Linked DNA regions of Mus musculus: region 2 is linked to region 1. A link is a loop called in an ENCODE intact Hi-C map of the cell type or tissue named here. Cell type or tissue: heart. All regions are shown on one strand.

Region 1 (2,500 bases):
GGGAGTTAAGCACGCAGCCCCATCGTTTCTGATGCCCTAGTTCAAAGACAGTAAAACCAAACAGGTGAGTGACAGTAAATATTCTTTAACCGAACACATAAAAAATTGGCCAGCAAATAACTGGAATATATGCACTATTACTATTAATGAGGTATTTTACTCTCTTTGGGGAAGTGTTGGGTACTTGTCAGTGTACAGTGTTCATTTACAGCATCTCTCACTTCAGACTGCTTACATTTCCAGGGCTCAGCAACCGAATATATTGCTTGTGATGAAAGGGTTGGTCAGCACAGGGAAAGTCCATTGGGTTAAGATCAACTCCAGTCAAAATGTTCACGCTTCCTCAACTGGAGCCCTTGAGCCTAAGGCCTTCCGAACTCCAAACCCAGGTTTATCCTGCTGCAAGTTAAGAGAAAACAAAGAGCCTTCACCTCATTTCAAACACCAGGATCTAGCTGGCCTCAGTACAGCAGACACTCAACCTTGAACTCCAGAGAGCCTCCCTCGGCTCATTCTCCAGTTCTGTTAAAGACCTCGTCTATCAGCCCTTCATTTCTATGAACAAATAACTGAGCACCTCACACAGATTCAAGCATACACCTTCCTCTCCATCTCAAGGCCACTTTGATATGGACAACAGCCTTTTAGTGAGTCGGCTTGTCTTAGTCTCTCCCCTGACCAGCTTCAACTATAGTGACCCCTCACAGCGTTCTTTCCCTATGGAAAAAAAGCTAAACTCTTCCTCAGAAATAGAACTTAGTTCCACGATCTGCACTTTATTTACCTAACAAAGCCCAACTGTTTGCCCTTCCCAGACTGAACAAGGCCTGAATACTTTTATTTTTTGAAAAATTAGCCATCTTGAACTCACAGAGCCTATTTGAGGTTTAGAAGCACTAGTTCGCTAAATGACATAAACGGGGCCACAGTCCCTGTTCTTCACATTTTCTAATTACCTTTTTAATTAAAGTAGTGCCTTTTAATTCAGCAAAACTCCTGCGGTGCGGAAGACACAGGTGGAACGACTCGAGCTTCCCATCCCTAGGATCACTGCAATGATTTTTCAACACTACCTTCAATATCTAACAATCTGAGAAACTCTAGGAAGTTCAGGGACGCTGCGCCCCAAGCCGCCACTCCAACCCAACACTCAGTTCAAGATTTCCGGGTAGGAATAGAACAGCGACCCACGTGGCGACCGGAGGGGGCGGGGTCCGAGGGCGCAAGTCGGTTACTGCGCCTGCGCCCTGCCTCCGGCTGGAGTACCCGTATTTAAAGAGACAGGCGGTCTATTCATCGTGCGGGACCCGTGGCCTTGTGGGCGCCTGGTCCGGTGGCTCGTGCGGAGCGTCAGAGCCAGGGCAGCCGAGAAGGCAGGTGAGGGGCGGCGCGGCGCGGAGCGGCGGGCCGCGGTGCGCCGTGTGGGGAGGGCCGGGGCCGAACGCGGCGTGGCTGGAGTGGCCGTGGCTCCTCCCCCGCCCGCCGCTCAGCCTGGGGGCACACCCTCCGTGACGTGGCGCCCCCACGGGAGCCCACGGGAGGCCCGCGGCCCCCGGGACCCTGGGCAGCCACCGGGAAGGGCAGGATGCCAGAGTGGGCATTCTCAGGGGGTCGGGGCCGGGCCGCCGCCGGTCCCTCTCCGCCGCCTTGTTGCGCGGCCGCGGCTCGCCCGCACAGCCTGTGGGCAGAACGGCGTGCTGCTTGCTCTTCGGGCTCCCGGCCTCCTCGCGCCGGTCTCCCCGGGTAGTTATTTGTCGTATCCCGGGATGGGCGATACGACACCCTACCCACCCTACTCTGCGGAAAGTTGAACTCCTACTCGCCCTGAGCTCCTCCTCAGCCCTTGCCGGCCTTCACTCGCCTCTCAGATTCTTAACGGTTAGGGCTTGTGTGACCCCCTGAGTCTGCCAGTTACGGACCTCCCCTCCCCCAAGTCGAACATTGTCAAATACACAAGTTTGGTATACAAACTTCAGAACTCCACGTCCGGCTTGCCCTCGTACTCCTTGTAGTTTTCCTAACCACCCCATGAAGTAGTTCTAATCTTTGGGGGGTTTGTTTTCTTGCTTGTTTTCCTTTTGAGACGGTCTTGACGACGTACCCTGGCTAGACAGAAATTTACTAAGTAAACCAGACTTTCTAGCTTCGAACGCACAGCAATCCTTCTGTCTTTGCCTTCTGATATGATTACAGACGAGAACCACCATAACTAGCTCTTAGTCCTGTTGTAATTGTTGTTGTTTTTTTGTTGTTTTTTAAGATAAAACTGGGGCCGGGTGTGGTAGCACACGCCTTTAATCCCTGCACTCAGAACACTAGCTTGCTCTTCCTAGTGACTTCCAGGACAGCCAGAGCTACATAGAAAAATCTATCTAAAAACAAACAAACAAAAAAACCGAAAAATAAATAATAGAAAATAAACTGAAGTCATGCTTGGTGGTTCATACCTATAATTCTAGGGCTGGAGGTGGGAGGATCGGATCGGCCAACTAAGGTGTCT
Region 2 (2,500 bases), 52 kb after region 1:
AAAATGACACTGACTAATGAGCATAGCAGAGAGACCACACTTCCCGCTAGCACCAAAGTGAGCTCTATTCTTGAAGTGGGAGCCATTGTAAACAACTGAAAAACATACATAACAATCACAAGTTATAAATGTTCTTGGAAACTCCCTGGTTTCAACTAGTCTATGACAAATATCTGCAGAGGGATCTCGGCATCTGCTTCAAGTTCAAGGAAAAGTAATTCCTACCAATGGAGCGGTGCCAAAATATCACCCCCGGGGTCTGACCAATTAAATGGCTGCTTCTTAGTGTGGCGTTTAGGAGAGATGACAGATTGAACACTGCAGCATAAACCCACACATTCATTTCAGCCCAGGCACTCTGCCCCAAAGGGGGAGTCAATCAGAAAAGGAAGCAGTTTGGAGTGAAGTCTTCTAACGAGGCTGAACACAGAATAAACGGACCCGCAGTTTAATTACTGCAGAATCGTCTTCCATCAAAACTGATGACACAGCTCATCAGGACTAAAGAGACTCCTCTCCCTCTAGTCCTCTGCAGGAAACAGGACTCATCAGATAAACTTCTCAGGAATTTCTGCCTCAAGAAACTGCTTTCACAAAATACTATCACACTGGCAGACTACAGGTGAGCCAGGATTAAAATAAAGAAGCCACAGGCCAGTGGAGGGACCCCTGGTGCCCCAGGAATAGTCAATGCACTAATTCTGATTAGGACCAAATAATGCAATTTGCTTTTAAGGTAGCCTGCATAAAAGGTTCTGTGGCCAAGTGTAATGAACAGAACCCTCACTGAAAGAGTTAAAATTGCATGCATTTACCCCAGAGCTTATATAATGTACACCCTGGGAAAGGTGGCTATGAAGAAGATGGGGTTTTTAAACTTTGTATTACATTAAACTTTTTTTTTTAAAGATTTATTTATTTATTATATGTAAGTACACTGTAGCTGTCTTCAGACACACCAGAAGAGGGCATCAGATCTCATTACGGATGGTTGTAAGCCACCATGTGGTTGCTGGGATTTGAACTTCTGACCTTCGGAAGAGCAGTCGGGTGCTCTTACCCACTGAGCCATCTCACCAGCCCCTACATTAAACTTTAATTTTACTACATCTGGGGTGGGCACGTGCCAGGGCATGTGTACCATCAGACGTTAACTTCCAATCAGACGTCAGTTTTCTTCTACCACGTGGATCCTAGGGATCACCAGGCGTGGCAGTGAGCACCTTTGCCCACTAAGGCTTCCTATTGGCCCTCGACTTTATTTCCAAGGCAGCCTTCTCTTGTTATTTCCCTAGCTGTGCCTTGGTGGGATAGATACTCCTGTCCCTGCCTTCCATCTCGCTGTAGGAATGCTGGAGCAGGGAGGGCAGGCTTTTTAAACATAGGTTGCAGATGATGTGTTTATAAAAAGATAAAGAGGTATAAGATATGCTCTATGGGGGTGTGGTGAGGTATGGGGGAGGGGGTGTCTTAGTGGGTCCATGCCAAGGTATCTCTTCTCACTTAGGGAGCAGTCACATGACTGGTATAGTACAGGACAGAGGATATGGAAAGGGGAGTTAAGGGGGGTAGTAGAGGCAGAGAAAGACAGAGAGAGGGAGAGAGAAGTAGAGGCGAGCCATGACCATGTGGGGAGAGGGAGGAAGGGAAGAACCCAAGAGGGCAAGAGAGAAGCAAGCAGGAGGCAGGAGTAAGAGAGAGAGGAGGGGGCAAGCAGCCCCTTTTATAGCAGGCCAGGCCTACCTGGCTGTTGCCAGGTAATTGTGGGGTGGAGTTTAGACATAATGGACATAATGCTTACAGCAGGGGCCTGAACCATCTTGCCGGCCTAAGCAAATTGTTTTTTTCACTTTTGTTTCCCAGTTGGAACCTATGTTCCTGAAACTGGTCTTGAACTCACGGACTCAAGCAACCTTCCACCTCACCAGGTATATGCCAGTATACCTGGCTTTTGAAGGTTTTTTTAGAAGACAAAGATTCCTTTTTTTGGTTTGGGGGTTGTTGTTGTTTTTTTTTTTTTTTTTTGCTTTTTTGTTTTTACCTCTAAAACTTTTAATCCAATTCAATCTAGTTCTTAGCAAGAGGCTCAATGATCTTTGTGGCCTTTTCTACTGGCTCTAAATGAATGTGGAACCCCTTGAAGAACTGCCAGGAGCTGCTAATGTAAGATTTGTGGTAGCTCAAAACGACCATGGTTGTAAAAGGTTAAGTAAATGTGTTCTTTTCCCAGAATTTGCCTCACTGCAAGGTGTGCCAAGAGATAGTCCTCTGATTGTATAGAAAAGCCCACACAATGTCTCTGGTCCTTAAGTTTACCCACTAAGAGATAGTTCTCTGATTGTATAGAAAAGCCCACACAATGTCTCAGGTCCTTAAGTCTGCCCCCTTAATGCGGTTAAAGGTTAACCAGTGACAAACTGCCAGCCCTAAAATGTGACTGAGGACTGCTCTAAAAAATGTATAAAAGGTGTGTGCTTTAGCTACTCGGGGTTGCTTCCAT

Evidence for each region. A loop is a pair of places that touch in the nucleus more often than their neighbours do. Peaks named below come from ENCODE experiments on the same cell type or tissue, not always from the same donor. Only the 100,000 strongest peaks of a DNase experiment are listed, where the experiment ranks them.
Region 2: it touches region 1 in a loop (1.8-fold over the local background); 1 of 42 quality-filtered maps calls a loop at or near these places.

The regions. Positions count from the first base shown.
Region 1 is chr11:82,779,900-82,782,399 of GRCm38, forward strand. It overlaps Lig3 (ligase III, DNA, ATP-dependent), which reads left to right and starts at 1,210. Exons shown (of 20, transcript NM_010716.3): 1 at 1,210-1,377. It overlaps Gm11423 (predicted gene 11423), which reads right to left and starts at 1,143. Exons shown (of 3, transcript NR_126067.1): 1 at 957-1,143; 2 at 236-399; 3 at 1-36. In heart, a CTCF peak has its summit at 1,167; DNase peaks (open chromatin) are centred at 1,232 and 1,512; H3K4me3 peaks cover 2,500 bases; H3K27ac peaks cover 2,295 bases.
Region 2 is chr11:82,831,456-82,833,955 of GRCm38, forward strand. The region is part of intron 1 of Rffl (ring finger and FYVE like domain containing protein); the gene reads right to left. Among named protein-coding and RNA genes, the nearest start is that of Rffl, 39 kb to the right of the region's middle. In heart, no CTCF peak of the experiment used is centred here; no DNase peak of the experiment used is centred here; H3K4me3 peaks cover 345 bases.